Linked DNA regions of Mus musculus: all the other regions are linked to region 1. A link is a loop called in an ENCODE intact Hi-C map of the cell type or tissue named here. Cell type or tissue: left cerebral cortex. All regions are shown on one strand.

What was found. A loop is a pair of places that touch in the nucleus more often than their neighbours do. Peaks named below come from ENCODE experiments on the same cell type or tissue, not always from the same donor. Only the 100,000 strongest peaks of a DNase experiment are listed, where the experiment ranks them.
Region 2: a loop joins it to region 1, with 2.4 times the contacts of the local background. A loop is called at or near these places in 11 of 42 quality-filtered maps.
Region 3: it touches region 1 in a loop (3-fold over the local background); 3 of 42 quality-filtered maps call a loop at or near these places.
Region 4: a loop joins it to region 1, with 2.3 times the contacts of the local background. A loop is called at or near these places in 11 of 42 quality-filtered maps.

Annotation. Positions count from the first base shown.
Region 1 is chr11:8,660,640-8,668,639 of GRCm38, reverse strand. It overlaps Tns3 (tensin 3), which reads left to right and starts at 4,105. Exons shown (of 31, transcript NM_001083587.1): 1 at 4,105-4,161. In left cerebral cortex, a CTCF peak has its summit at 4,024; DNase peaks (open chromatin) are centred at 4,075, 4,555 and 5,397; H3K4me3 peaks cover 1,630 bases; H3K27ac peaks cover 637 bases.
Region 2 is chr11:8,541,646-8,549,645 of GRCm38, reverse strand. It overlaps Tns3 (tensin 3), which reads left to right. Exons shown (of 31, transcript NM_001083587.1): 6 at 543-714; 7 at 2,325-2,375; 8 at 4,295-4,417. The coding sequence starts at 565. Among named protein-coding and RNA genes, the nearest start is that of Tns3, 120 kb to the left of the region's middle. In left cerebral cortex, a CTCF peak has its summit at 3,657; no DNase peak of the experiment used is centred here.
Region 3 is chr11:8,951,698-8,959,697 of GRCm38, reverse strand. Pkd1l1 reads left to right here. Exons shown (of 52, transcript XM_017314870.1): 8 at 715-847; 9 at 5,630-5,836. Among named protein-coding and RNA genes, the nearest start is that of Pkd1l1, 19 kb to the left of the region's middle. In left cerebral cortex, CTCF peaks have their summits at 2,463 (motif pointing right) and 3,788 (motif pointing right); DNase peaks (open chromatin) are centred at 954, 1,446, 2,514 and 3,773; H3K27ac peaks cover 459 bases.
Region 4 is chr11:8,531,841-8,539,840 of GRCm38, reverse strand. It overlaps Tns3 (tensin 3), which reads left to right. Exons shown (of 31, transcript NM_001083587.1): 10 at 1,755-1,838; 11 at 7,332-7,444. Among named protein-coding and RNA genes, the nearest start is that of Tns3, 130 kb to the left of the region's middle. In left cerebral cortex, a CTCF peak has its summit at 4,777 (motif pointing left); DNase peaks (open chromatin) are centred at 4,754 and 7,496.

The DNA.
Region 1 (8,000 bases):
AGCATAGTGCCCACATCATGCCTGTAGGGGGCTCTCTTCTCATGCAATGTCTCTTCCACAAAGTCTATTCAACAAAGGTATGGTTCTTAGCCTGTTGCTTCATAGATCTTTCCCCCAACTCTCCTTGTCTGATCCATAGCCTTGGGGAGACACGTTGTGGTCTCATGAGAGTATTAGAAGCAACTCTCTTAGAAAGGCCTTCCCAGCAGGCCAACCTACACTCATTGAATGGTTTGATTTTCACAAAATTAGATGGATTCTATTATTGGAAGTTGTCAAGCCAAAGTCTAATGAGCATCTGTTGGGAGTGCCATGGTGGAGGCTGAAGTCTCCTCCAGCAGGAAAAGTCTGAGATCTCAGATCCATTCAGCATGACTCACTATGACTCCATTCAGGCTCTGTTTTTACCTGTGGCTACCCAATCCAGCAACTAAGGAACTCTGGGCTGGCCCAGGGCAATACCTCCATGAAGGTATATTGAATCAACTCATTGTTCACCATACACAGAGAAGAGCACACCTCACTTATCGAGAAACCTGATTTGCTACACAGACCCCAAGCGTGCATCTATCACTTAGTATCCATGTTGTCCCATTAATTTGTACTTAGGGAATATGGTACCACATCAAGACTTTCTGGGAAACAGAACCAAAAGAATTTATATATAAGGCAGGATTTATTACAGAGATCAACTAGTGTTAGATTCTAGAGGCTGAGAAGCCCCTACCGTCTGTTGTGTACAAACCGCAGAGCCAGGAAAGCTGTGGTGTTATCCAGCCTTAGTTTGAAGCCCTGAGAGCCAGAAGCAATCTGTTCAAGGGCAGGACAGCATGAAATTAAGAGCTCAAGAAGAGAGAACATTTGTTCCTCTGTTTTTTTCCTCCCCAGGCCTCAAGGATGGAAGATGCTTTCCAACATTGGAGAAGACCATCTTTACTCCCTGGGCTGATTCAAAGGCCAATATGCATTTCGAACACCTTTGAAAATTTCCCAAAACAGTCGGGCATGGTGGCACACACCTTTAATCTCAGCACCCAGGAGGCAGAGGCAGGCGAATTTCTGAGTTCGAAACCAGCCTGGTCTACAAAGTGAGTTCCAGGACAGCAAGGGCTACACAGAGAAACCCTGTCTCAAAAAACCCCAAACAAAAAAGAAAAAAAATGTCCCCAAACAACGTTTGGTCAGCAGTCTGCACATCCCTCCCCCTTTTCAGGTCGACACATACAACTGATGATAGATTTGTAGGAAACTCTAGACACAGTGTAGGCAAGGGCTGGGCCAGCCTGTAGTGCTCCACCAACAGGTGGGAGGCAGAGACAAGAGAACGATGAGAACAGCATGGGCTGCATAGCAAGGACCTGTTTAAAAAAATAATCTAAATAAATAAGCTAAAGTGAGATGAGCCTGTGGGGGGGGGGGTGCAGTGTGAAGCCTGTGCTGTCAAAATGTGATCTGCTCCTTTGTGGGGCAGAAGGAAAAGAAGAAGGCTCATAGTGAGCAGTCTCTGAAGGCAAAACCTTGTAGTGTGCTCACACTCAAACCCGGGCTGCCTCACAGCACTGCAGGCTATGCAGCCACCTCTCATGTGTTTCCTGTTGCTGTTCAATAGGTCTGGAAACATTACTTTTCAGTGAAAGGGAACGCAAAATTTCTTTTCAGTGAAAGGGGGCGCATTAAGTCATCCATCTAGAGATACAAATGTATCCTATCAGTCTTTTGTCAAGGTAAAGACAGTCCCCATAGCAAGGACAAAATTACTAAGAAGATCTAGACTCCAGTTGGGAAGAGTCAAGGAGGCCCCAGAGGGGTTGGGGTTGGGGGCTGAGAAAGGAAGGTACAGCACCAGACCCACCAGCGCTCTCTCCTGCTGGGGGAACCCGCAGGGAGGGGCCAGTTCAGCAGACTTTTCTTTAGCTAAATTGGTTTGACACTTTTGTTTTAAACTCTGAGACATTTTTGGAGGGCTAAGCCTGGGGGGGGGACCCCACATGATCTCCTTTTGGGGGGCTGATAATTGCTCATGCCTTGTTTTTGTTTTAAGTTTTTGGAAATATAAAGTCATGGCATGTGAAGTGAGGAGGCCCCATGGTGCTCAGCTCTGCATAAGCCAGGCCCAGGTCAATCATCCAAAGTTTTCTTTGTTCATCCTGTAGACAAGATGCAGGGACCATGGAGCAGCCAGACATGGGGTGCTCAAAGATACTATGGTCCAGTTTCTCTTTTCAGTTTATTTTTGAACACTAGCATTGAACGTAAGGACGGACATTACGTGCACTGGCCCCCACTTCACTGTTCTAGAAACAAGGATCTAATTAGAGAATCTATCCCACACTGGAACTATCCCCGCAGGGAGGGCAGGGACAGGGGTCTGGGACCATTTAGTTTGGGTAGGGAAAACAGAGTAGGGAGATCTTAGCAGAGGCTCCTGGTACAGAGATGCAGAATCCCAGCCTTGCCTGGGGTCTTCCTTATTCTGAGCTATCAAGTACTTTCCCACATTAGCTCTTAAGGAGGGTGATTGGAACACCTTGTGGAAATTCTTGCAGTCCCTCGGGCAGCTGGGACCAAGCAAGGCAACCCAGTGACTGGAGGGCTGGAGTGAGTAGGCTGTTGGTAAACATCTGAGAGAACAGCACGGAATCTGGATAGTCTTGGATCCTCACCTTACAGTGCTCTGATCCCCACCACTTGGTTTACCTATGTCAAGTTAAGATTTTGGGGGTGTTTTCTTACCAGGTCAAAGGCAAAGGAACAGTTCCTGCCTTGTCCCCCTTTCTAGCAGAATGACTGTGACCTCCTCCCTATCCCCTCTAAAGGCTCCTTTACAAGCATCCTGTTCCTCACCCATGACCCGTGGGACTCCCAGAGGCTAGGGAAATGCTTGTTTCATTCCTTAGGGCCTGGGGCTCAGGGCCTGGGGAAGCTTTTGCCTCAGGCAACATCTCCTTCTCCCAATGTCTCCATTTCTCAGAGATAGGCATAGCCTTCCCAAACCTGGGGGAGAGGAAACAGGGTGTGGCCCGGCCTCTAGCCTGGCCTAGGATCCAGGGCCTCACCTCAGTGTTTGTGAAGGCTGCGCTGTAAACAGATCCACCAGATATTACTTTCCTAGCTCAGCTTCTCCACCATTCCTGGCAAGCCTGGCTTTTTCTTGAAGGCACAATATGGCAAGAATTGAACAGGTTTTGGTAACCTCAGACAGTGGCTGCACCGAGCAGATAGATACAATTTCTACCCTCTTTTAAAGCTACCTGGAGTGTTTTCCCGGAGTGGAATCAGAGATATTAAGGGCTGCTGGTGTCCACTAGAAACTGATGGAAATTCCATCTCATTTATGCAGACGTGTTTGAAAGACCATGCAATGGCATGCCATCATTCCCTGGAGATCGCAATGAGAAAATGGACACAGAGGCCCAGCTATCCGAATCTTGGGGATCTCTTAAGAAATCTTGCTCTGTCCTCATCTGAGAAAGGCTGTTCAGGAGATCTTCTTTCTCCTGTGTTCCTGCCAGCCTCAACCGTATTCTCTCCTGCTAGGTTCACTTTAAGAAGTCAAGGGACTTCTACCCAGCACCATCATCTCCTCCTGCCTGGTGAATTCTGGATGTTGAAGGGGCTGTTGGAGCATCCTGGGCTGTCTTAGAGACTGCTGCTTGATACACGTAGAGCCCCACGGGATAATAAGTCACTGGAGGGTATTGTAGGACTTCCTCCTGGCAGAAACAGCACTTAGACACACTGGATGAAACAATAAACTGGTTTTGCAGGAATGGGACTCGAACCTCCCTCCCCAGGTGCACTTACGTAGACATGGAACTGTTGAGCCTATAGAATACTGGGGCCCCCGAGGTATTTAGGGAGGCCAGCGAAGTGGGAGGGTATTTTAAAGAGCTCATCCCTTGGGTCAGGAACCCGAGGGGGTGAGTGCGGGGGGCGGGTGTCCAGCACCTGGAAACGCAGGACATTGTTAGGAAGATGAGACCAGGTGACCGGCAGGGCTCCGGTGCGCGGGCGGTCCGTAGCGATTGCCGGAGCCGCCTCGAGGGGGCCCTGCCGCGGGCGCGGGCGGCCAGCCAGGAGGACGGGCCCGCCCGCGAGCAGCTCGGAGCCCAGCTTCGCTTCGGCCATCGCCCCGCCGGACCGCGCTGCGGGTTCGCCCAGGTACCAGGGTCGGGAGCAGGGCAGGGGCAGCCACACGCCGCCACACTCTTTGTTTGGGGCCCCCGCTCAGGTTCCAGAGCCTGGGCGTTCGGGGTCTTGGAACTGGGTTGCAGCCGAGCAGACACCAAACCTGGGCGCGGAGACAGTTGAGGGTGTAGGGACAAGGCGCGGGGGCACCCGGGAAGGGCGCTTGGGATCCAGGACTGAGGACGACCAGGGGGTCTGCGGCGATCGGGAGTCTGGGGCTCAGCCAGGTCCTCGGGCCGACGCGGGCCGGAGCTCCGGGGCCGGCAGGGTCCTGGTCGCGGCGCCCGGCGCCTAGCTAGGAGGGCGGGGGCGGAACCACACTATCGCCGCCCCGGCCCTGCGGACTTTGCTCCCTGAGACAGTTAGGGAAGAGAAGACGGAGGAGCCGCTTGGGGCTGCAATGAGACTTCTCAGGACTTTACTCCCGCCTTTTCCAGGCAAGTGAGCTGTGTGCCTCTTTTCCTTTCCTTTCGGTTGCTTGGGAGCCAGGGGTCTCATCCCGCCTTTTCCCACTATTCGGAGGAGTACGAGTGCAGGCACAGGCCTGGGGGCCACCTGTGGCACGTGTCTCCTGGCACGCGGGCACTGTAGCTGACAAGTAGGAGGGAGGGTCCTGGGCCCCGGGGTTTCTGTGTAGTTCTGTGTTCTGCCCCTGGGGACGTTTGCTTGGATCGATTTGAGAGTCTATGCCGCAAAAAGAGACCCCGAACCCCTTCCTTCCCCAACTGGCATTCTGGCCGGTGCCAGCAGGTGATCCCGACTCTCTAGCGTGACTGAACACAAAAAGTTCCCTCCAGGGCTTGGGGCCAGCAGACCGCACTATCTAGGGTGACCACAACTGATTGGAACGCCCTCGGCTTTGTCACAGCCCACTCCAAATTTTGTTTCTTGAGTTGTGCCTTCTGCTCCACTGTATAGAGCTTCAAAACGACACCCCAAACCAAGAATACAGGAGCTACTATAGTAATAATGTGTACCCCATCAGAGCTAACCCTTTTGACATATTGATGTATTTCCTTGAGGCTTTGGTCTGTTCATATGAATACTTTTTAAAAGTGCTTTTAGTTTTTTGCCTGTTAAAAGAGATTTTTGACTGTCTTTGTGATTTTGTTGCTTCCCTCTTTGGGGCCTATGAGGTTATATTTGCAAATCAATCAACAAGTATTAAGAAAGGCTTTTCTGTGCTGAGGACCAGGAAGGGGGCGGGGATGGCTGCAGCTGGAAGCTGTAGGAGGCTAGGCCAGGACTTGGAGTGTGTGTGTGTGTGTGTGTGTGTGCGTGTGTGTGTTTATGTGAGGGAAGGGGGGCACAGACAAGGGGGTGCATTTGCTGGGTCCTGGAGAACTAACTGGGGCAATTGGTAAGAAGCCAGACCTCCGATAAAGTCATGGTGACTGCCCCCCCCCCCCCCAAAGAATGACAGAGGGCAATAAGGACCTCTGGCTGAGTGGTACTAAACTCTTTGCCTGTTGTTTATTTCATCTCACCCAATGATTCTTGGAAGAAAGAGGGAAGTGGGATTATCACACCCATTTTGCATATGGGCAAAGAAATGCCAAGTATCCTGTTTATGAAGCTGAAATGTGGAGGAGTAGCTGGAATTCTGGGACACAATGTCTGAGTTCTATGGCCTGGCTCCTGCAGGCTGGCTGCTGCTGCTGCTTCCCTGGCAATTGGCTTTGAATGCTTGTCCAGACAGCAGCAGTTCTTCCACTGAGGGTAGCTCCTCTGCCGAGGCTGCTAAAGCTATCCGCAGCAGCAGATGCGAAACCTAACCACTAAGAAGATAGAAAAAAAAAAGTAGTTGCTTCAGGGAACATCATATGCCTAAATGCAAATCGATTAGCTTTTACAAAGTGTCTCTCTGGCCTGCTGTGTTTTGAAACTGAGCTACTTGCAAATGTTGACTTCATAGTTCACAAGATCAAATATGTTACTATGCTATAGAAGGTTCCAGGGGAGCTGGTATACTCGTGGTATAGCCAAGGCCTGACAAGGAGTCAGCTAGACAAGAAGGTGGAGTGGAAGATATCAAAGGAAGAGGGTATTTGAGTCTGTCTGGCAGTCACAGCTTCTGTCTGCCCAGGATACAAGGAGCAATTTTACAGACGAGGAAAATTACCAACAAATTTCCAAAGTCTGGGAGCTAGTGGTGTATCTGCATGCAGTCTGCCCCTGGAGCCACATTATGTTGCTTAGGGTCAGCCTGCTGTTAGCAATGGATATGTTCAGGGGAAGCCTGTTCTGACTCTGTGTTTGAACTTGGATGTGGGGAACACTGGGGTACTGCTAGCAAAAGTTCTTTAGTTTTTTCTTTCTGAAAGTAAAACACTTTTATGAGACCATGCCACCTACCAGGTAGTCCGAGGCATTGGATCTAGGCAAAAGGTCGTTAAGAGGTGCACTAACCTGGCCCCTTCTTGTAGGACCCAGAAGCAGGGGAGAACAGGTTGCATCTTCATTTCACCTGGAAAGAAACCTGCCAGCAGTGACCTAATGACACAGAGCAAGCCTCATCTACTCAGAGCCCCTGCCACCATTTCTGCTAAAATAAGTGGATCAGGCTGGCTGCTTCAGTAGGTATTGGTTAAGTGTTAGCCACCCTGTGCTTCTCAGAGAGTAGAGCGTGTTCACAGCCAGAGCACAATTACCCCTAATACTCACGGTGAAGCCTATGTATCCTCAGTGGACTCTCCACATGGAAATGGCATTTAAACTCCTTAGCGTAGGTGAGAAGGAGTATGTACTGCATTTCAAAACCCCCGAGGATTGGCTGTATCTTTTGGTGGAGCACTTGTGTAGCATGTGAGAACTCGGATTCAATAACCAGGACTTCAGAAGGAAACAAACAAAGTAAGTCTCAAAACTCATGCATCCATTCTCTTACATTGAGACCAAATTTGGGCGCCAGGCAGTGGTAGTGCACACCTTTAATCCCAGCACTTGGGAGGCAGAGGCAGGTCAATTCTGAGTTTGAGGCCAGTCTGGTCTACAGAGTGAGTTCCAGGACAGCCAGGGCTATACAGAGAAACCCTGTCTTGAAAAAAAAAGGGGGGGATCCCATTCTGTCATATCTGCACCCCTCCTCCACCATTTTCTGTACACTCACAGTTTGCTGAGTGCAGCTTAGGGGCAGGGACATTCATTTCCTTGATGCCTGTTACTCGTAAAAGTAGAAGACGCAGATTCCCCAAGCTTCTGGGAACTTTGTTTTGAATTCTGCATCAAGAGTGTTTTGAGCATGTCTGTTGTTGTGGTAAGGAACATGGTCCTGCACACAGAGTCCCTGGGGAGGTCCTCAGTGTCTGTGTGGCAGGTCTTCCTGTGGCACAAACTGTTGTGTGGCACAGTGCATTCTCAGAGAGTGTCTAGGCACTTACTTTGTTTTTACAGCTCATGTGACTTTGAACTTTTGGTGAATCCTGCTGCCTCAGCCTCCCGAGTGCTGTAATTACAGACATGACCTGCTGTGCCTGGTTCTGGTTTTTATTTTTTACCCGTCCCAGTGTAGCTGTGTTTAGGGTTCCTCATGTGGCAGCACAGATGACCAGTGTCGATTGCTTCTGCCACAGGGGGGAACCAGGGAAGGATGGGTAATCCACGATCAGGGCCATCTTGTTTAAGAAATAGAAGACAACACAAATCAGGGGCCTCCAGAATTTTCCAGGGGAAAAATTTATTTTCTTAATATTTTATATTTGGTTGTTTGTTTATTCTGTATGAAGTGTGTCTATGTCCGTATGCCTGTATGCATGCGTGTACGTATCCATGTATTTTCTGACCTGTGTGTGAAGGCTAGAGGAGAAGTTGCT
Region 2 (8,000 bases), 120 kb after region 1:
CATTCCTGTGTCCTTGGCCATGGGTCAGAGTTCATCTCCAGAAAGGAGACTAGGATATTCTTTTATCTATCTTGTAGTAATCAGTGAGTTTTTGAAGGCATGCTTGGGGTTGGTTGGACCCATAGCCTGCTACATGCTAGGCAAGTGATATGCTCACCCCAGCCCACCCCTCAAATACTGATTTAAGAATTAATCATCAAAGTTAAAACATCTCATTTGTAATCATTTCTGAATTTACCCTTGACATCATAAGCCTGCATTGTGGAATGAAATCATCTGTAATTGACTTTTGGTAGATGGTGACTTTGTTAGACATCTGATTGATTGTATGACATCAGTAGTGAGGAATGGGTTGGCGTGCCCCAGGGAACAGCTAGCTGGCTGCTGGCAGGGCAGGGGACAGGCGAGGTGGCCTTCAGCTCAGTCTACATGCAGATCCTTTGGGTGGCTGCTGTTCCCAGCTTTCTCCGAAGCCCTCATTAGGTGAGTGTTCATCCTTTTTCTTGTTATCCTTTTCTTGACCTCCTCTTCCTCCCTTGCAGGACCGTGGTTCTGAGTCCAGCCATGGAGGACAGCCACGAACTGGACCTTACGTATGTCACCGAGCGTATCATCGCAGTGTCCTTCCCTGCCAGTTGTTCAGAGGAGTCCTACTTGCACAGCCTGCAGGAAGTCACACGCATGCTCAAGTGTAAGCATGGAGACAACTACCTGGTGAGTGGGGATGATAGCCACGGTGTGGTGGATGGGCTGGAGGCAGGAGTCCCTCAGAGGACTCGTGTGAGGGCCAGGGGTGTCCCTGTGCCTTGCTTGCTTACACCTGAGGAATGGTTTGGGGGCCTGGAATCTGACTCATGAGTCTAGGGGCCATGTCCTCTACCCTTCTATTGTTAGCTTTGCTGTTGTTGTGTCACGGGCTGTGACAGTTGACTGTAGGGGTGGCTGCTGCCTCTGTCCAGCACTGAACACAGCTCCTCATCAGTAAGACTGGCTTCTGGGAAAGTAAGGATTCCCAGTCAGAGTTCCTGGTGTCAGGAGGCAGCCATGTCTCCTCCTCTCGTGCATTAGAAAGACAAGCAGGCGGGTGTCCAAGAAACAAGGCAGTCCTCAGGGGCAAATGTAGGTAACGTGGTTTCCCAGCAGGTGTGTATCAGATAAAGGAGACCATATTTGAGCAGAAGTAGAAGAATCTCATGTTGCTCTCTCTGATTGGCCCTGCTCTCTTCTAGGGCTGCCAGCTCCAGAGAACTTTTCCTGCTGCTATAATCAACTCTCAGATTACATGACAGCTTCTAGCACCTTCTCTCATGCTGCCGCCTTATCTAGGGAGAGCTAATCTTACAAAGCCAACAAGGAGGTTATTGTCATCCTTAGAAGCTTTCTCCCATGGTTAGACCCATTGCTAAGCCGTGGCTTCCAGGATAGTCTCTGTATGGACTCCCTATGACCTCTAACAGTACTACTCCCTGAGGTCCAGCCTGGTTGTGGGCAGGGGTGTAGCATCCTAGCCCCCAGGATGGATGGCTACAGCTTTCATGAGACACCTCTGGAGCTGCCTCTGCCTCTAGCACAGCCTCTTCCAGACCAGGGCTCCTTCAGTGGGAAGCTGTCCCCAGAGAAGTCCCTTTCTTCCCACCCTTCCTAAAGAGACTGCCGAGGGCATCTCCAAACCCACAGGCCTTTTATGGAAGGCACTTAGACTGCTGGAGCTGGTCAGGATATGGTGGTGTTCTGTGCCCTGCAAGGAAAGGCAGCTGAGTGCTGATGATTCAAGCAGGGCAAGCACGGGGCTAACGCTGAGTAGGCCTGGGAGGTAGCTGGGGCCGAGTTAGGGAGGAACCATGTGTTCTTTGTAGGACTTGAGCCCACAGATAGCTGTGGTTTCTGAGTGGCAGGTCTTAAGCTCAGTTGACAAGAGACTGCTGCCTGCCCCCAGGATATTCCTCATGCTGAGCAGGACTAAGAAGAGCTACTGTATACACGTGGGTGTATAGACCCTGTATTTGAAAATGTTTGTAGCCATTGAGTTTTTCTTTTTTTTTAAAAGCAAAACAAACAAACCAAACAACAAAAAGGAGAAAGTTTTCCTTGCCCATTTTGGCTCAGGGTAACAAAAGAAAAACGCAGGATTCACAAGGTTTTCGTATTATCCATCCATCCATCCATCCATCCATCCATCCATCCATCCACAATATACTTTGTTTTTACCCTGTGACCACACACACATTTGTGCATTTCCATCCCTTTCGGTCCCCTTAAAATGCAGGTGTCTCCTTCCTCTTTGAGGACCATGATTTGTCTGAAATCTTTTTGTCTCTTTGTAGGTATTAAACCTTTCAGAGAAGAGATATGACCTTACAAAGCTTAATCCAAAGGTATGGAATTGACTTCCTCATATTTGAACTTTGTAAAGTGTCAGCGATGTGAGTTTTGCTTGTGCAAAAGAAGTTTCTTGTAGGCCTTTGTGGAACATAGCTCGATATCAAAAAGTACTCAGGATTGTTTATATCCTTTGCTTGCTTCTAGAATTAAAAGCAGTAGTTCCATAAAAGGTGAGTACACGTCTTACTTCATCCATGTCAGCAACTTATTAAACGCATACAGGTCCAGCATCCCCACTGAAAATCTAAAGTCCAAGTTACTCAAGCTAAAACTTGACCTGCAACAATGGCTCAGTGGTGAAGAGCATTTACGGCTCTTTGAGAGAACCTGAGTTCGATCCTCGGCACCTGTAGTAGCAGCAGCTCACTGCTACCTGAAATTCCTGCTCCAGGCTGGTCAGACGCCTCTGCTCTCTGCAGGCACTGTGCTCATGTGTACATATCGCCCCCAGTGTCACATACAAAATTGTATGTATCAGTGGAAAGAAAATTTCACACCCTGGAAACTTTGTCCTGTATACAATAAAACATTACTGAAAATATATAAAATTGACTTGAGGTGCTATGCATATGGTGCATATGAGACAAATAGATTTATTTTGTTTTCAGGAATGTATCCCAAGACACTTATGTGCAGATACTCTTGAAATTGAAACAACAGCAGCAATAATATCAACAACAGCAAAAAAAATCAAAACCTGTCTGGCCCTACTCGATTTGGAGAAGGGACACTCACTTATAAAACATCCGTGTCAGAAGAGTAGTGTCCGTGCAGTCCACAGACTTCATTCACAACTCACTCGCTTGCATACATGTGTGCCTTTGCTGAATCGTGTCTGTGTGTTTGCATCCATATTCTATAGGTTGAAATGCTTTGTAATCATTAGAATAGGCTGATACAGGCTGAACATCCCATAACCTGAGATGAAAATGCTGTAAAACTCAAAACTAATGTTATGTTCAAAAAGTTCAAATTTACTTAAATTTACAATTTGCTTCTTTTGGAATATAGATGCTAAGAAACTGGAAAAAACAAAAACAAAAACAAAAAACAAAAACCACAAACCTCTAAAATAGTTCTGGCCCCAGGCCTTTTGACTACAGAATTTACATGTGTCTTAGTTATGCTGTGTGCACAGGGAAGGAGGCCAGAGCTTCATGGAACTGAGGTGCTGCTTGCTTTCACTGTGGTCTCATCTATTGAACTCCTGTCTATTACTTTCATATATTAAAAAGCTCTGCCCACCCCATCAGGGAAAACCAGAAAGTGGAGAAGAAACAGCACCTCCATGTGGCCTGGAGGAGAAACAACATCCCCATGTGGCCCTCCCAGAGGTGTAGCCAGAGACTGCGCTGCTTGCTTGGGGCTTTGGCCCTTCTCAGTGATTTTCTAAATTCTTTTAACAAAATAGAGGCAAAAAACCTGAAGGTGCTCCTTAGTTTCTGGAGGGCTGGTTGTCCTTGATGTGTGGTCTGCATAGCATGGGAAACACTGAGTTCACTGTATTGCCAGACTCCTTTTTAGCTTGAGTGGGTAATACTTGACAGCATTGTGGGCCACAGACTCTGTTTAAAAAAAAAAAAAAAACAAAAACAAAACTAAAGATCTTGGGGTCCTAGATTCTTTTACAGTAAACTCTGAACTATTTTAACGCCTCTAAAAGGCTTCTATAGAATTGTCACCCAGCTGCAAAGGTGCAGACCAGCGCCTGGTTGAGGTGTGGTCTGCAGGCAACGTGGTAGCCTGCATTTTCGTTCCTATAAAGGAAACTAACTGGCCATGAGCTCATTAGCTTTCAGAAGAGGTCTACCCAGCATCCCCTGTGACTGAGGAGTGGATTATGTCACTATGAGATTACCACAGAAGGGCCCAGGAGGTGGAAATCAAGGCACCTCTCTTCTCTGTCTTGCAGATCATGGATGTGGGCTGGCCCGAGCTGCATGCACCTCCTCTTGACAAGATGTGCACTATATGTAAGGCTCAGGAGTCCTGGCTGAACAACGACCCCCAGCATGTGGTCGTCATCCACTGCAGGGTGAGTGTTCCTGCTCCCACAGCCTCTGGGTTCCCACTGGGCTTCCAGCGCTTACGGGGCCACGTGGATTAGATCAGGCTGCTCACAGGCACCAACTGATTTTCCTTGAAGCCACCGAGTTTACAGGATACCTGTCACCTGGTGTGACATGTTCCATGAAGGTATACCTTTTAGATTTCCTATTCATCCTTAAAAACTAAGAAGCTGACGAAGAAACTAAAAAGAACCCCCAATCCTCAGGTTGTCTTTAGAATTTATAGGTCTGAGGTTTCTGGTGTTTCTGGACTTTTTAAAGCTCCCTTCTATCCATTCGATTCTGTACTTGTTAATTTTGAGTATTAGTGAAGTTGAAATGAATTGTAATATGATTGAAAACACATGGATCACCAAAGATGAAAACACCACCTAGATATTTTACCCTCCCGCCTTCCGTAAGTGATTCTGGGCTCTCTTTGTCCAGTTTATGGGCTTCTGATGTTTTCCTTTCATTACTTACCATAGAGCACTCGTTGCTTTAAACTACTTTTGAAATACCCAGAAAATGTGCCTTGAGAGGTAAGCTTTTAATTTGAAATTGTGGTTGCTGGTGCCATCCAAGGTTCACCGTCATCACGGCAGCAGGGCTGGAATCTGCTTGCTTTGCACAATGAGTGCTCCCTTTTACAGATGCCCGGAATGACTAATAGCCAGACTTGTCTCCACTAGGGCAGAGGCAGGCTAGAGCTGGACTGCGGTAGCTGCTCTCCTGTGTTACAATGGTTGTAACTCAAGCCAGCTCCAACGTGAAAGAGGCTGTGCTTCCTGTGGGAGTGTTCTTCCACTTTTTACCCCTTTTGAGCCTTGGAACAGAACTGTGGAAATGCCAGAGGCTGTTTCCCACCCTGAGAGTGTATGGCTCAGAGTGGATCCCACCTACCATGTTTTCCTATAACCTGTGAGCTGGTTAGAAGGTGAAAATTCTTACGGAGTTCACACTTAGAGTCTGACAGTAGTGAGGCGTGCACACCCCTCTCCCTCCCTCACCCTCAGGTGTTCACATTCACTGCAGCATGGAGAACTTGTACCTGCACCATGCTGTGAAGCCTGCTTATATGCGGAGGCATAACATTGGGATACTTGGCTGGCCTTTTAAAATGAGTGTGGCAGAGTCCCTTGTCCTCAAATTTCTTGGAGAGCTTTAGGATTGCCTTCATTTCTTTACATGTTTGGTACAGTCTCCCTGATGGGAGATTTGGTAGTGACTGGATCCCCTTACCTTGTTGGGATTTTCTCTTGGGGCAGTTGTGAGTGTTGGGGGACTTCTGGCTGTCCACTTTGTGTGTCTGCAGCTGTCCGGAGGAGCCCTGCAGAGCTGTTGTGTTTTGTGCTGTTGACTGTGGTGGCTCCCTTTCATTTCTGAATTTTTGAGTCTTCTTTCCTTTTAATCTTAGCCAAAGGTTTGCTGATTTTATTTTACCTTAAAAGCAAGCAAGCAAGCAAGCAAGCAAGCAAGCAAGCAAGCAAGCAAACAAACAAACAAACAAAACAGTCAGTTTTGTTGACCATTTTATTTTCTGATTCTCTGTTTTATTCTGTTCTCTATTTTTTCTCTTATATTAACTTTGGGTCTAGTTTGGCCTTTTCCTAGTTACTTGAAGTATAAATTAAGATCTTCATTTGAGATATTTCCTTTCTTTCTAGATATGGATGCTTATTGCTATAAACCCTCTCTTAGTACTGCCTTTGTTAAATCTGATACATTTTAATGTGTGTTTTTCCATTGTAGTTGTCTCATGTTAATTTATTTTATGTGTATGGGTGTTTTACCTAAATGTATGTCTGTGAACCACATGCATGCCTGATGCTAGGGGAAACCAGAAAAAGACATCTAATATTCTGAAACCGAATTTTCAGATGATTGTGAGCCAGCATGTAGGTGCTGGGAATCGAACCCTGTTCCTCTGGAAGACCAATCAGTGCTCTTAACCACTGAGCCATCTCTCCAGCCCACGTCTCAATATATATATTTTTTTAAATATTTATTTATTTATTTAATGTAAGTACACGGTAGCTGCCCTCAGATACTCCAGAAGAGGGCATCAGATTTCGTTACGGATGGTTGCGAGCCACCATGTGGTTGCTGGGATTTGAACTCGGGACCTTCGGAAGAGCAGTCGGCGCTCTTAACCACTGAGCCATCTCGCCAGCCCCAATATATTTTTAAGTTTTCATTTCAAGTCCTTGTTTGACTGAATTGCTGTTCAGTAACATGTTGCTTAACTTCTACATATTTGAGAGTTTTACAAGTCCACCTCCCTACCACCCCACTCAGAATTATGCTTTCATAGGATGGTGGTCAGAAAAGATACTTGATAGGATCTCAGGCTTAACTCTGTTGGGACTTGCTTTGTGGTTTCTTGTGGCTGTTCCTTGTGACCTTGAAGCACGTTCTGTTGCTGTTGGTGGGGTGTTCTGTCCATGCGTGATAGGTTCACTTAGTCTGAGAGGTAGCTTGGGTCTGAGTTTTGTAGCTATTTCTTGTCTAGATGATCTGCTGTTGAAACAAGCTGTCAAAAGTCTTGACTGGCATCCCTCTGCCCACCTCTGCTTTACACCTGTAACTAGTGCCACAGAAATGACTGATAATACCAGCTATAAAGGCCAGCCTCTGTGGGCCTGGTTTTGGCTGAGCTGACGTTTCCTTATAAAGAGATGTCTGTTGTTAAGACAAATACCATTTAACACAAGAAATACATTAGTAGCTTTATACTTCGTAATGCTAAGAACCGGGACCGCACTGCCAAGAATCTGCCAAGTGTCTGCATTGCTCTCTCCCAGAATGCCCAGCTTCACACAGTTGATTTTATGAAAACATTGAGTTTGTTCATTTATTTGATTTTAGGAATAGAGCTGGGGGCTAGGGATAAGAGTTCAGTTGTAAAGTTCCCTCTTGTGTGCACAAGGTTTGACTCTAGTACGGACTCTTGGTGAGCTACAAAGCAGTGACCTGCCAGTTTGGCTTTGTATGGCTTGGGACCATGGTTTGGCTAACTTTTCTCAAAGAGGCTAGGTAGTATTTTAGCTCTGCCTGTCATGGGGACCTGCTGATGTCGCCCTGCCTGCTTCTGCAGTGTGGGTGGGGGCTGCTGGAACAGATCAGCCAGTCTCCAGGCAGACGATAAGATGATGATGGTTAAGTTTTGTGTGACTTTCACATCTCACAGACTAGTTCTGTTTTGATTTTTTTTTTTTTTGCAATGCTTAAAATATGTGATAATGTGTTTACAGATTGTAGGAAAAGAGTAGGTGGTCAGAATGGAACTGGCTTTGGGTTACCGTTTGCAGAGCCCTGTTAGTAGGTCACAACAGTGTGTTCTGAAGTTTCAGACCAGTACATGGTTCTCTGTGAGGCTGCACTGCCCCACAGAGCAGTAGAGGAAGCTCTACTATTGGTGATGTTGACTGTGAATATGGCTGTGTTTAGGAGGATTTCCATAGCACCAGCCTGGGATGTGGTTTCCATGTGTATAACCCCCCCCTCCCCCCACACACACACACATACAGTGAATAAAGTGTGAGGTTTGGCACCAGTGTAGGATACACC
Region 3 (8,000 bases), 290 kb before region 1:
TCTAGGCAGCTAAGAGGAAGGTCTCTCAAAGCCCATCCACAGAGTGACACACTTACTCCAACAAGGCCACATCTACTCCAACAGTCACACTTCCAAATAGTGCCACTTCCTGGGTCAAGCATAGCCAAACCACCACGGCTATGGTATCACTAAGAAATACAAAACATTCTGCCTTATTTTAATCCCAGGAACCCTTGTCATGTCATATGCAATACTTCATTGACTGTGGCATCATTGTCCAGAACCTAGCTAGATTAGAAAGATAAGTTGTATCTGATTGCCTTTGTCCAAAATCATTGTCTCAGAAGGTTTTCTTTAATGCAAAAGCACACGTGCAAATGATACTCAAGGTTGGGAGTATGGGGACGTCCGAGAAGCAGGCCAGTTGTTCTTAGCGGAGTCTCTGGCTAGGGAGGATCCTAGGTCTTAAGTGGATCAAGTCCTTCCAATGAGTGTCCAGTTTTCATAGCTGCCAGAGATAAGCATGGTCAAGGCCAAGCCTCAGACTAGCATGGCGCTGCTGCAGAGGAATATTCTTGAATAAGTGTGCAGAAGAGTGTTAGTTACTGTTCTGTCGCTGTTATAGAATACCACAAGCAAAAGCAACTTCAGGAACAGTACACTTGGGTGAGGGGTCCTGAGGCTATAAAGAGGGATTGAGAACCGATGTACAACAACCTCAATCTCTTTATTCTCTGCTTTCTACCCTTCCAGGGAGGGAGAGTTTACAGTTGAAGTCCTTGCCTTCAATAATGTCAGCTCCACTACCCTAAGAAAGCAGCTTTTCATCGTGCGGGAGCCTTGCCAACCACCCCCAGTGAAGAACATGGGGCCTGCGAAGGTGCAGGTAGGGCTGGGCTTAAGGACTCATCATCCTGCCTACCTCGCTCTAGGCTGCTTCCAAGTTGCTGAGCTCGCTGGGGAATGAAGGAAGCTTGTTAAGTTTGTTCTGCTGCGCTCAGCACAAAAGAGTCACTGTGAGGGCTTTGGAGCTGGTTCCTGAGCAGGGAAAGCCTGCACCGGGACGGAAGCCTGGTTTCTGGTGGCTGAATACGTCTTTTATTTGCCTATATGACTCTTGACGCTCAGCTCAGCTTGCTTTGAGTAGCCTTTTTTTTTTTTTTTTTTTTTTTTTGGTTATGCATAGAATGATAGCATTTTCAGTAAAAAGAAAAATTTGACACCACAATTAAAAGAAATGACCAATTATATGCTGAGTATTAACGACAGAGTAGGAAAAAGAAGGCTGCCTTTGATTTCTTGCAGTCCTTTGAGGACTTTGATTTCAGACAGTTTTACTTTCAGGTCAAAGGTGTCCAGTCCAGCCTGACACTTGGGAAGGCGAACTCAAAGCTGAGCGTTTGCCAGAATGCTATCTCTAATGGATCAGCTGCCAGCCCTGGGTACTTCAGGTCCCAGCAGCCCCAGAGGGCAGTAGATTTCAAAGCGGGTATGGGATTGCCCTGGGCAGGCCTTCCAAGTGTCCATGTCCCCTGAGGCAAGAGCTCTGCAGCTCTAGAGGCCAGCATTCCATGGTGTCAGGCTCTTCTGTGCTCTCTGTGTGAGGGATGGACCAAAACTCAAGGGATTCAGGGAAAGGCTACAGCTTGCAGGGCTCTGACTGGAAGTCTCACTCTGATGGAAAGATGATGTTGTTCCTTTGTTTGATTTTGTTTTGCTTTAAAGAATATTTTCTTAATGTTGTTATCTTATTTAATTTATTTTTATTTTATTTTATTTTTAAGTATTTTTATTGGATATTTTATTTATTTACATTTCAAATGTTATCCCCTTTCCCGGTTTCCCCCCATTTCTATGAGGGGGCTCCCCCACACACCCACTCCTGCCTCCCCACCCTGGCATTCTCCTACAACGGGGTATCAAGACTTCACAGGACCAGGGGCCCCTCCTCCCATTGATGCCCAACAAGGCCACCCTCTGCTACATATCCATCGTCTATTTTATTTTATTTTATTTTATTTTATTTTATTTTATTTTATTTTATTTGAGGTTTGGTATCACAATGTAGCCCAGATTGTCTTTAAATTCAATGTACTACCCAAGCTATCCCAGAACTCTCAGTTTTCCTGCCTTGGCCTCTTGCACAGTGGAACTACAGACTCCTATTCCTGCACCTGTATCTATTGTTTGCTTTAATTTATACTTACTTTCAATGGACACACAGAGGCAAACACAGTATAAATAATAAGAGAACTTAATTTTTAATCTGTAAAACACTTTCATTTGAGCTTTTCTGTAAGAGAAGGAAAACAATATTGATGACTCCATTTGTATTTTATATTTTCCGTGTTTTCTAAGAGTATAAAAATGGAATTGTGTGAAATCCAGACAGCAAGAGATAAGTGTATTTATTTTATTTTTTATTGACTTAAAAATGGATTTACCTTTATTTTAAAATCACGTGTGTGTGGATATGAGTGCATGAGTGCAGGTGCTTGCCCAGACCAGCAGAGGGCGCCATGTGCCTTGGCGCTGGAGTTGCAGAAGGCTGTGAGCCTCCCAACATGGGTCCTGGAAAGAAGACTTAGTCTCCAGCCCCCACTTCCCTGCCCCTGCAAGAGGAGGAAACACTGTCATCCACCTAGTCCTTTCTCCAGCGCCCTGCTATGGTTTTTTATGTGTGGAGTTGTTATGCGCCTTTTTAATATATATGTCTTTCACAACATTTGAGTAATTGTTATAGCATGACCACTGGCTTTTTGACTACATGATTTTTAACAGTGGCATATATTGGATTATGTGTACAAATTCTACACCATTTCTCAAGTTCCTCACAACCGAACTTTGATTGTTCCTAATTTTCTATTACGACAAATAGCATGTGGCAATCTGTGACTATCTCTTTAGCCTGCAGTGCTCTATGCATACCTCTTTCTCCGTATCCTTGGCGTCTCCATGTCACCGAGCTGAGTGACAGAATGTCTTTCCTGGAAACTTCACTTTTGCTTGCCAAGTTCTACTGTGCACCCATTCAGAGCCAACTCCCACCCCAGTGGAAATTGTATGGCTTAATTCATATTATCATTTATATATATGAAGTCTGAAATCTGAGAATATTACAAATTTCCATTTACTGTGTTAGTCCAGTGGCTTTGTTGCAAGTCCTATAATGAAATCATGTTCAGAGTAGAACAATGAAAAGAACTGACAATCGTTTAAATGGTACCACCTACAGAATACAAAAGGTAAGTTTCCCAGCTATAAGGCTATAAATTCTTTCTCCTGTTTTTCTAACTTTTCCAGTCTTTATATCATCTGTGTTTTCTTTATAAGAAACTATATTTCAACTAAAATTTAAGACTAAATGTCCCAGTCAGTAGGTGGGAGGAAGGCAACTAATACCTTCCTTTACCTTTAAATACATTTAATTAAATTTTCTGATATATTTTAACCATATTGTTTCCCTCCCTCCCGTCCTTCCAGATTCTCCCCACCTCCCTACCCACCCAATTTTGTGTTCCTTCTCCCCCAAAACAAAAATAAGAAAAACAGCAAAACTCAGAACAGATAAACCAAAAACAGAAAAGAATTATAAGACAAAATATTAAAACAAAAGACACACCCACAAAAATATAGAGTCTGTTTTGTATTGGCCAAGTACTCCTGAGTCTCGGGATTTCCCTGGAGTGTCATGCTTTAAGGGGAACAACAGAGGGGAGGAGGACAGAAGGCTAGGGAAGCTAACACTAAGGGTGCTAGAAACTTAAAATCCCATTTTTCAGTTTTCTCATTCTAATTAAACAGAACATCCTCCAGGGGGAGCCCTTGCTCCTAGCATCAGCCCCAGAACTGGAGGGGTCCCTGGCTGGACAGCCTCCCTCCTAAGGTTGGCATGCCCTGAATGCTTTTCCATATTCAGGGACAAATAACAGTCAGGCCAGGTATGCTGAGGGAAGGATGATAGCTACTGTCCCAGAGGATGGGGCATAAAGTGCTTGGGAAGAGCAACACAGCTGTGAGGTCCATAATAAATATACAAACAAATAACAATTAAAAGACATTGTAATGTAATCAAATCTGGTAACTTTTCCTTTGACATTTTTAATTAGCCTCATTCTTGAAAGAAAAAGTAAGTATTTACATTTACATACTCATAGCAGGCAAAAAAATATATATGTATATACATATATACATATGTGTGTATATACATATGCATATATATACATATGTGTGTATATATACATATATACATGTGTGTATACATATATACACATGTGTGTATACATATATACACATGTGTATGTATATACATATATACACATGTGTATGTGTATACACATATATGTATATATATGTGTGTGTGTATATATGTGTATATATGTGTGTATATATATGTGTGTATATATATGTGTATATATATATATATGTATGTATATATATATATGTGTGTGTGTGTGTGTGTGTGTATGTATATACTGTTTACTTTTGCATGTAAACTAAATGTACTGGTTACTGGTGCTATCTAAAGTCCAGCCCCAAGTCTCAACCAGCAGTTATACAAATAATGGCCAGAGATTTACACTCCCTTTTTTTTATTACATATTTTCTTTATTTACATTTCAAATGTTATTCCCTTTCCTGGTTTCCCCTCCAAAAATCCTCTCCCCCTTCCCCCTGTACCCCAACCTACCCATTCCTGCTTCCTGGCCCTGGCATTCCCCTATACTAGGGCATAGAGCCTTCACAAGGGCCTCTTCTCCCATTGATAATCAACTAGGCCATCCTCTGCTACATATGCAGCTAGAGCCATAAGTCCCACCATGTGTTTTCTTTGGTTGGTGGTTTAGTCCCTGGGAACTCTGGGGGTACTGGTTAGTTCATATTGTTGTTCCTCCTATGGGTTGCAAACCCCTTCAGCTCCTTCGGTACTTTCTTTAGCTCCTTCACTGGGGACCCTGTGCTCTGTCCAATGGATGGCTGTGAACATCCACTTCTGTATTTGTCAGGCACTGGCAGAACCTCTCAGGAGACAGCTATATCAGGCTCCTGTCAGCAAGCTCTTGTTGGTATCCACAACAGTGTCTGGGTTTGGTGACTGTATATGGGATGGATCCCTAGGTGGGGCAGTCTCTGAATGGTCATTCATTCAGTCTGTGCTCGACACTTTGTCTCTGTATTCCATGGGTATTTTGTTCCCCCTTCTAAGAAGGATCAAAGTATCCACATTTTGGTCTTCCTTCATGTGGTTTTCAAATTGTATCTTGGGTATTCCGAGCTTCTGGGCTAATACCCACTTATCAGTGAGTGCATATCATGTGTGTTCTTTTGTGATTGGGTTACCTCACTCAGGTTGATATCCTCCAGATCCATCCATTTACCTAAGAATGTCATAAATTCATTGTTTTTAATAGCTGAGTACTCCACTGTGTAAATGTACCACATTTTCTGTATCCATTCCTCTGTTGAGGGACATCTGAGTTCTTTCTAACTCCTGGCCTTTATAAATAAGGCTGCTATACACATAGTGGAGCATGTGTCCTTATTACATGTTGGAGCATCTTCTGGGTATTTACTGGGGTAAATGATGGCCAGCCATTTACACTTCTAACCGCTTGCTGTACCATCAGGGTTGGCATTCAGTGACATGACCCGTCTTGTCAATTCCCAGATATGGAGGTCTCAGCCCCTGAGACTAGGAGTGACATTTGAAGCTGCCATCCTCTGTAACATTTCCCAAGGGCTTTCCTACACCTGGAGCTTTGTGAGTGCTGAGATGACCACTGTTACCCTCCCTACTGCTGTCAACACCCGCAGACAGACCATCATGCTCCCAAGCTACACACTGGAATGTGGGAACTACACCGCCATCGCCAAGGTCAGCTCACACACTGTTCCACGAGCCCTGACAAGCCAACCAATCCTCTCCACAAGCTCTAGAGAAAACCTCTTTTAGCCAATGCAAGGGAATTGCTGCTGCTGCTGTTATTGTTGTTATTGTTTAAGGTATGGGTAGAATTTTTAAAAAAATCTTTCATTTAGCTGGAAAAGTAGCTCACTGAGGAAGAGCATTCATCGCACAAGGGTGACAATGTATACAATGTGTATGTGTAACCCTAGTACTTGCGGGGAGAGGTAGAGACAGGGGAATGAATCACTACGTAGGCTGGTGCACATGTGTGCACATGTGCAAACACACACACATACATACACACACACACACACACACACACACACAATCTTTTAATTTTCCAGAGAATATATGTTCTAATTTTGTTCAAGTAATCAACAAAAAACTATTTCTGTCTTTTTTAAAAATATTTATTTATTTATTTATTATATATAATTACACTGTAGCTGTCTTCAGACACTCCAGAAGAGGGCATCAGATTTCGTTACGGATGGTTATGAGCCACCATGTGGTTGCTGGGATTTGAACTCAGGACCTTTGGAAGAGCAGTCGGTGCTCTTAACCGCTGAGCCATCTCACCAGCCCTATTTCTGTCTTTTTAAAGACTGTGCGCCTACTTTGAACTAACCCTGTGCTGGTAGAGGAATAGAAGAAGAGTATTGATGCTGCATTTAGGGAAGAAAAGGGAGGATGTCCACCAGAGGCCATGAGAGACGGACCCACTGTGACCCTCAGCCAGTACTGTGCTTGGGGCTGGAAAAATGTTCTAGATCACGTGGGAAAAGGGAAGTCACTGCGTTGAGTGACTTCATGAAGGAGGGTCCTGAACAGTTTGCTCACATGTGTAGAAACTGTGGCTGCAGGTTAGCCGTGTGTAGTGACTGGAACCAGGAAGATGGCCCTGGGTCAGACTGTAGTGAAGTCAGAAGACCAGGATGAGGAAACGGTCCTTAGGACCCAAACCTCTACAGGGGAGTGGGTGTTCTCACTATGTGGGGTAACTGGTTCCACCGAGGTTTAGTCCTAGCCCAGGCTGCAGGAAGCCCATCAGAAGGGTCCCAAATACCCAAACTGTCCCTCAAAGAAATGAGGCTACCGGGCCCTGGTGGGGAACATGAACAGAGGCTGTTCACTGTTCTCTGCTGGTCTCAGTAAGAACCAGACACTTGTCCATGGAGGACAGAAGGCTGTGGGGTGTGCTTTGAGGGCCACTGTCTTAGTCACAGGTAGGAAAATCCTATTTCTAAGATGTTTCTCTTTGGAAAGATTGACTGAAAAGTAGCAGATTTTATTTTCATGGGAGCAGAGTCCTAGGGTAGTAGCATTAGGTCACCCTGATCCTGTCATAGTCTAGAGCAGTGGTTCTCAACCTGTGATTGCAACTCCTTTGTTGGGGGGGGGGGGTGTGTCAAACTACCCTTTTACAGAGGTTGCCTAAGACCATCAGAAAACACACATTTACATTATGATTCAGTAGCAGAACGGCCGTTATGAAGTAGCAACAAAAGTAATTTTACTGTTCGGAGTCACCACAACATGAGGTGCTTAAGGATTGCAGTATTAGGAAGGTTGAGAGCCACTGGTCTAGGGGACACTCCCGGGTCACGGTGGAAACTGGCTTTTATCAGCCAGCCCTCATGTCTTGGTGCCCTGGTGGAAGCATGAGAAGGTGGAGAGTGTCCCTCGATGGGCCTGTTCGTCCTCCCAGACAAGCCTCATGCTGATGCTAACTTGGCTTTGCAGATGGCTGAATATTGATGTCACTTTTAGATGTCACTGTTAGGTTAGACTCTTCATTACTAGCAGGTCAAAAGGAAAGGAGTTGACAGTGAATCTGAGAGCTTCCCCCTCTTTACCCTTCAGGAAACTCTGGGTCTAGGATTATAGCCAAAGGGATGGGGTGAAATCCTGAAAGGATAAGCCCAGTCCTGCATAAACTGGCTGGAAGGTCGGTGGTCACAGCTAGGGCCACATATCTATCCTGTATCACTGTCTTTTGGCACATTTGCTCATTAGCTGTATCTAACTCTTCTAGCATGGACCCTGCCTGTGTCTAGGCTTTGGGGACCTCTGATGAAGTGGTTTTTTCTGACCCCTCTCATTGGCATGTTACATTTGAGAATTAGACCTC
Region 4 (8,000 bases), 130 kb after region 1:
TCTCCCTGTGTTGGTACACCACAAGCAAATGTCAGGAAGCATTCGTGAGTCTCTCTGGGCCTCAGCTGCCTGTCCTTCCCTGGACGGTGGCAGCTGTAGCTGAGCCTTCTTGTGCTGTGACCATTCTGCATGTCTCTAGCCCTAGAGCATTTCCTATAGCATCATACTGGGGTCTGAGCTAATATTGCTGTTTAGTAGAGGTCAGAGTGTTCTTTTCCAGTTAAGTGGGTGGACATCCCATCTTGGAAGCACCCCCCTGTATGGCTCTGCAATCCGTGGGCGTGGTCATTACTTATCTAGGCATTTGCTAGATCTTCCTAGCCAGGTTGCTTTCCCTTTTCTTTCGCACCCAGAAGTGCTGCTTTCCCACGTGTCTGAATCTTCCTATCCCCTTAGGTTATATTTTAGACACCACAGGGGACACACCTGATTTTAAGTGTCACAAATGACAAGTAACCCAAACAGAAACTGCAGGTTACAGAGAGAGAGAGAGAGAGAGAGAGAGAAAGAGAGAGAGAGAGAGAGAGAGAGAGAGAACACATTTTTGTTCTAGGCACTCTGAAGAGTTTAGAAGACGAAGCCAGAACTCATTACGAGAGCACTAAGCATCCTGTGACCCATGAGCATTAACACTGGCTAGGTTGCTTCCCCAGCAGTTACTCAAATGATGGGATCACAGAAAAGACAGTGCCTAGCAGTCAAAGACTAGATATGAAACTGTGTCTTCTAACCTGAAAGACCTATGCACTTACTCTTTGACACGTTCTGGGCTCAGATGGACCCTCCTCCGTCTGTGACAGCCTCACTGGCCAAGCCCTGTGTTGAGACAAACACATGGGGTGAAGTCAGTGGTCACTCACACTGGACTTAATTTAGAGTGTTTTCCTTTGTCCTTCTTATTTTTGCATATATTTTGAAAATGTTATGTTCAGAATTCCTAAACATGTCATTTTTTTTTCCCAATGGAGAACTTTTCTACCTATCTGATTTGTTATTGTTTGTTTGTTTTTTGAGACAGGGTCTCACTGTGTAGACCCACCTGGCCTAGAACTCAGACCTTTGCCTGCCTCTGCCCTCCGAGTGCTTCGATTAAAGGCACGTACCACTGTGTCTGGCTGCCTATGAGATTTTAAAAGATACCTTTGTTTTCAGTAAGTCTTATTTCATGGTTTTAGGCAGCTCAGTGACCCTAGGATGCCCCACAGTGAGGTTTCCCAGAAGGGTCTGTAAATTCTACTCTGAACATTGGGGCTGGTGTCTGAAGGTCAGGTAGGCTGTTAGAAAGTAGATTGACTTTCTGTGAAGTTACATGAAGCCCAAGGCCCTACACACCCTTCCCAGCCACCAACCCTGCCCCGTTCTCAACTCCAGGCTTTCTTTGAAGCTGCTTAGCAGTGTCACATATTATACTTCCAAGACTTCCTTCCTTCTGTGCACATTCTAGGCTTTTTCCGAAGGGTCCTGCGGCTGGGGCCTGCAGCCCATTCCTCTCCCTGTGAGACAGTGGTACATCTAAGTATCACACCCTTAGATAATGTAGTTCAGACAGGAGTTCAGCATGGCTCCTGCTTTGAACTGAGTGCACTCATGCAGAAAGACGGTGCATGGACAGGTACAGCTCCTTGTGGAAGAAGGTCACTGACCGACGTAGGATGTGCACCCCAGTCATTCATCCATGAGGGGCTGGGCATACCACTGACCTGACATACTTACTTATTCTTCTCACCCCTCTCTCTCCCTCCCTGCTTCCCCAGTGCTGACCAGGCACTGGACAGGTTTGCAATGAAGAAGTTTTATGATGACAAAATTTCAGCTTTAATGGAGCCCTCCCAGAAGCGGTATGTATCTATCTATCCTTGGGGCCAGATGAATATTCTCTGACAACTTCTCTCTGCACAACCATTGTGTCTTACCTAAGAGTATGAGGGAGGGCTTTGCTGGTTCCCAAGGCAAGGATATGAGTCTCATAGGCCTACGTGTTTAGTAAAAGCCTCGTGTCTGGTAAGAACCTGTGTGCTCTCACCCGTGGCTCATTCCCAGAGAGGAAGACACAGAGCCACAGCTCAGTTCAGCCCTGAGAATCCTTGTCTCCTTCAGATAGTGAGCTTTGCTGTCTACAGCCAGCCATGTTGAACTCATTTCTGTCTGCTAGAACAGGGATCAGGGGGCTTGGTAGAGAGACTAGAGGGTGGATGTTTCAGACTGTGGTTTTAGCTCACCAGTGTTCTAACATCAATGTTAGAGACATATCTAGTATGGAAATGAATCAGCCTGATTGTGTTCTAGTTAAGCTTTATTGACAAGCGTGGGGTATCAGATCATCATAGGCTGACTTCTATTCTACAGTGTCAGCTTGTTGAAGCTGGAGAGAATTTCTCTTGGCTGTTCCCTGCCAGCCTGTTCTGGCTGCAACACATAGTAGCCCCTGAAATGTTGGAGTGTAGCAGTCAGAGAACAGGGCTTTCTCTTTTTGAGGCACTCACATAATTGCATTGTAGTTTTGTCTTAACTTCAGAATTTGTCCAAGAATTCTGAAGGCAGCTGTAAAATGGCCCCCAGCTTGGAGATAAGATTTTGTTTTAGCCCCAAACCTTTGTCTGTGAGTGTTGATCCTTTCCATCTGCTTTCTCTAATACAAATGCCGCTGGGCCAGCAGACACGATGATTCCAGTGGTCTGGGCTCACTCAGACAGTTTTCGGTTTGAAAGAATGTGGGCTACATTTTGGGACCGTGGGTTGGAGCCAGGGTATGGTCTGTTTTAGCAACAGGCCCTGACAGGGAAGCAGCTTTTCCAGACTTGAGTATATTATGGTGATTTATTCCACTCGAGCAGCCCCTGTTCGGTTATGAACCCATGAACTATTATTTTTCCACTGAGCAGTTTCCAAAATGGCAACATTCCTAAGACCTGCACAGAAGCTGAGGTGCAAACAAGATGCAACTCCCACAAATGCAAGGACTCAGCAGGCAGGTGTGGCCGCCAGGGCTCACTACTTATAGAAGGGATAGCTTCTAGTGATACTGGGAAGTGTGAAGGAGAAAGAGGGAAAACATCTCATTTTAAAGTGCTTCCAGCTCAGCAGGGTTCAAGTTTGCATTCCAGTTCACTGCTCTGCCCTTGAGATTAGGGCTGCCTTCTTTCTGCCTCTTTTCTTGCCAGCTTGCCTGGTGCCTGCATTAGAAGACACAAACCAAATAATTATTGAGTGGTCTAGCAACTGGGATAAATAAACCTCAGGAAACATGGGAGAGACCAGGAGAAGGTGACGATTGCATTCATGGGCTGTGCATCCCACTGTTTTCTGAATGCCTGTGGGCAGGGCTGCTGTTCTGCAGGTTATGTTAGGACCAAAGTGCAGAAATTATTTCAAAGTAAAGATCACAGTTAAGTCTATTGAGGATGAGGGAGAAATTTAGGACTTGTGGCTGTCTCAACATTTTAAGCAACCATGGAAAAAGAAGGCATCACCAGGACCTTCCAAAGAGGACTGGATCTAGAGCCTACCTATAACCTGCAGATGCTCAAGGCCCTTACATAAAATGGCCTGGAATTTGTGTAGAGCTGATGTGTATTCTTTTGTGTTGTGTACCCTGTGCGTTTTCAAATTTTTATTAGTGTATAAAATAATAGATTTCATTATAACATTTGATAGATGTGTATTATGCATTATTCTTATATTTATACCTCTTATCCTCTTCCCACTGGTCCTCTTTCTTCCCCCAGACAGTTGTGTGTGTGTACACATACGTGAAATCTAGGTTCACATATGAGAGAAGACATATTACCATGATGGTCTTCAGTTCATCCACTTTCCTTTCTTCTTTGCAGCTGACTGTCCATCCACTCTAAACCTTCTAGGTTCCATATAACACTGAACACAGCGTATACGGAATGCCTAGCTGTTACACTGAACACTGAGCGCCTAGCTGTTACACTGCCCCAGTTGTACTGCATAGGGAATCATTAGGGACACATGGGGTAGCAACCCCAGATAGAACCTGCACGTCTCAGGTAAAGATCGGGGTTCTTATCCTCCAGGACATAAGAATAAGGACAGTCCCCCAAACCACACCCTCTGCCGTGCAGTGGTCAAGATGTGTCTTGACAAGTGGTATTCTTGAGGGAAAGCAGGGTCAGCCTGTGCCCTGAAATCCTGGAGCTCCCTCCCCTTTCCCACTATTTTCTGAGCATATAATCTTCAGTCACGACTTGGGTGCAGCTTTCTGATCCCCCACCTCTCAGTACCACCCACTTACCTAGTTCTTTCCATCTTCAAGGTAGCTCAAACAATTAATGGAGGTCAGAGGTCAACCTTGGGTGTCATTCCTCAGGTGCCATCCACCTTGGTTATTTGGAGAAGGACCTCTCACTGACCTGCAGCCTAAGTATAGAGTCCCAGGGATCCCCCTGTCTCTGTCTCCCTATCTCAGGGACTACTCATGCATGAGGCCTGAACCCACAGAAAAGCCATTCATGGTAGCCTGAACCATGTCCATCTCTCAGGCCACAGGGCATATTCTCTAGTTGTATATAGTTCTAATCTCCTTTATCCTAAATGCCTCTAACCTGTGTGAGTGTGAGTGTGAGTGTGTGTGTGTGTGTGTGTGTGTGTGTGTGTGTGTGTGTGTGTGTGTGTGTGTGTGTGTGTGTTTGTGTGTGTATACCTGGTTGAAACCTTGGACTTAGAACCTGTGTAGACGTTCTTACTGTGGGTTCTCTTTGCGTGGGTCCACTGTGAGCTGAGCACCCCCTAGTGGGCGGCTGGGAAGATGACAGTCATTAAGAGTAAGTTTCAATGAGGAAGACTGAGACCTGGTCCTTGAGTGACTCTGTCACAGCTTCCTCATGAGCAAGCTTGTGTAGAAGCACACTTCTGCTGTTACTAGCTGTTGCTGTACAATGGAAGGCGTACTGCTTTTTCTTTTTGTTTTTATTTTATTTAGTTATTTATTTTTTAGGGAGGGTCTTGTGTAGCCTGAGATAATCTTAAACCTGTGATTTTTCTGCCTCTGTTTCTGTAGTGCTGGGATCACAGGTATGTTACCATGCCTGGGAGTGGGGACAGGGGACACCAAACCAAAAAACACTTGGGATAGCAATCCCAGAGAGTCAACCGACATCATGAAAGCCTCCCACCTGTAGTATTGTTAGGAGCTGGTGGCCTCTGGGCAGGGAGAAGTCTCAGATCCCTGAAGAGTGTCTCATAAAGAGAGTGGGAGTCAGTTGGGCGGTGGTGGTGCACAACTTTAATCCCAGCACTTGGGAGGCAGAGGCAGAGGCAGGCGGATTTCTGAGTTCGAGGCCAGCCTGGTCTACAGAGTGAGTTTCAGGACAGCCAGGGCTACACAGAGAAACCCTGTCTCAACCCCCCCCCCCAAAAAAAAAGAAAACCAAAACAAAACAGAGAGTGGGAGTCACAAATCTTCAGGTTGCAGAGCCACATAGGATTTGCCATGTCTGAGGAAATGTTGGATGTGCATCGGAGAAGGAAGTGACCATTACCAACACAGAGCCCTTGAACTTCCAAGTCCCTCTGTGTGAAGGTCTGTCTTATTTGAGGGAGTCATGGAAGAGCCACCCACAGCAGGTCTGGATTACCACAGAGTCCCTTCACAGGAAAGATAAGGACATACATTTCCTAGTGTCCAGGATTGCCCAGAGCTGGGAAGAGGGCAGAGCTATCTTAAGTAGGGTCTTCGGTATTCTACCCAGGCCTTGTGTGTAAGTCCATTACCTTTGCTCAAGGCCACCCACCCAAGGGGACTGATGAGCTCTGCTGTGTACAGAGCGCAGCTGACGGGTCACAAGCTGGTTCTCCCATCCTGCACTTCTCTATAGGAGGCTCGGAACCTTTGCAGTCAGAGTAAACTCCTGGGGCTGGACACCCATGGCCTGCTTACCTGAGTTTCTGGGGAAGGACACCAGGCTTCTGTCACTTGGGAAGTTTTGCCTTCATTGTAACAATGTAGCAATGTGCCACTGGAACTGTGGGATGCTGTCACCACCTGTCTGTCACTGTGGGTTTTCCCTACAGTGAAGGGAATGCTTGTGGATTATATTAAAGCTTTCCATAAGGGTGTTTCTAAGTTGGGAAAGCACTAAAAGTTTTCTGTTTGGTTTATTTTGCCTCCAACTCAGCTGTTTAACCATGATCTCGGTCTGCATTCCAGTGGGCATTTGAAGTGTTTTTGTTCTAAGGTAGAGCCCATGACTGACTGTGTTCATCCAGGGGCTTGGTGAATGTCACTTCCTGCTTCCTGCTCGCTGCATGGACCATTAGTTTGATAGCAGGTCATTTCTTCCTTCTTGCAATGAGTGTAGTACTTTGTTGGAGAAAGGCAAGAAAGCAGACAGATCCCAAGAGACATCTTGAAGGCTCTGGTGAGGATTGGGCCTTAGGGCATTGGCTACCTCAGGGCTTCCATGGGAGCAGGATACAGTTATGCCAGGGAGGGCAGAGGAAGGAATGCTGGAGGCCAGGGGACCATCAGGCCGTGGCAAGGGTACAGCTCATACTCCGGTCATTGCTTTATGAGGGACCTTTGATCATACACAGCGTAGAAACCTCACTCTTGACTGACATGTATGTGGAGGGCTGTGACAGTCAGCTTGGACAATTGAAGTCAGTGCCAGAGTCCATATGGCAAAATTCACATCTTCAGTATATATGAGTGGCCATGGGTGAACCTCAGCTGAGATGAGAGTGCTTTGGAGATGTGTGTGTGGTGTGTGGTGTGTGGTGTGTGGTTTGTGTGTGGTGTGTGTGTGTGTGTGTGTGTGTGTGTGTGTGTGTGTGAGAGCAGGAGGTTAGGGGCCATTGATACCAGCTGCTCGTCATGGCTCATGTGTGTGGAATGAGCAGCTGGCATGCCCCATGTCACTCTGTTTGCCATGCTGGCCTTGCTGGTGATGGGCTTGGGAACAGGTGAGGAGACCTCCAAGGTGTGAGCATCCATGTGTGAAAGAGATCCCAGCACTCAGGAGGCAGAGGCAGGCGGATTTCTGAGTTCGAGGCCAGCCTGGTCTACAAAGTGAGTTCCAGGACAGCCAGAGCTATACAGAGAAACCCTGTCTTCGAAAAACCAACCAACCAACCAACCAAACAAACAAAAAATGACGATGACGTCAGCAGTTCTCAGAGCTGTGGGCGGAGCCTCAGTGAAGCAGTGACTCCCCATGACAAGCATAGGATGATAATTAATTGTTCCTTGTATACAGTGGGACAAGGTGTCCCCAGGATCTCCAGATGCAGTTCCCATTCTGTACTGCCTGCCGCTAGACTCAGCAGCTGTGAATTGGCTGTGGAGTCTTAGCCGCTGTCTCCTGCAGGTACGTGCAGTTTCTCAGCGGGCTACTGTCTGGAGCCATGAAGATGAACACCTCACCTCTGTTCCTACACTTCGTCATCATGCATGGTGTCCCCAGCTTTGACACTGGAGGAGGTGAGAGACTTCCCCAGCCTAGACTAGAGAGAGCCCTCAACAAGCAGCCCTTTCCTCCTGGGATACCTAGGTTCTGTTGCTATGGTTACAGTGTGTCAGCAGAGCTCCAGCTTGGGGATTACAAAGAGCCTTGTAGCCAGTACATGAGCTCCTGCTAGGCCAGGGTCACCCTGAATCAGCAGCTCTGTAGAGGTTCAGCTGTGTGCTTCTTCTCAAGGTTTCCACAGCTTTGAGAGAATCCAGCGCAGTAGACCATCCCCTAACGCACCATCCTTCCTTCTTCCTCTGTGACATATTCCCTGACTCCCTGTTCCATGTAGGCACTCCCAGCATATGGCCAGAGACCTTGCCCCCTGTCCCCTGCAGGTGCTCACAGCTCGTGTCTGGGACAGAGCCTGTCTCTTGCTCCCTGGCTGCACCCATGCAGGTGTTCAATCATCAGTTGATTGTAGCTGTAGCTTCTAGTCCCCCTGATCACCAGGAGTAAGGTGAACTTACAGAACTACAGGTTGTCTTTAACTCCCTGCCCCCATGGCCTTCTGGTTGGAGGCCCAAC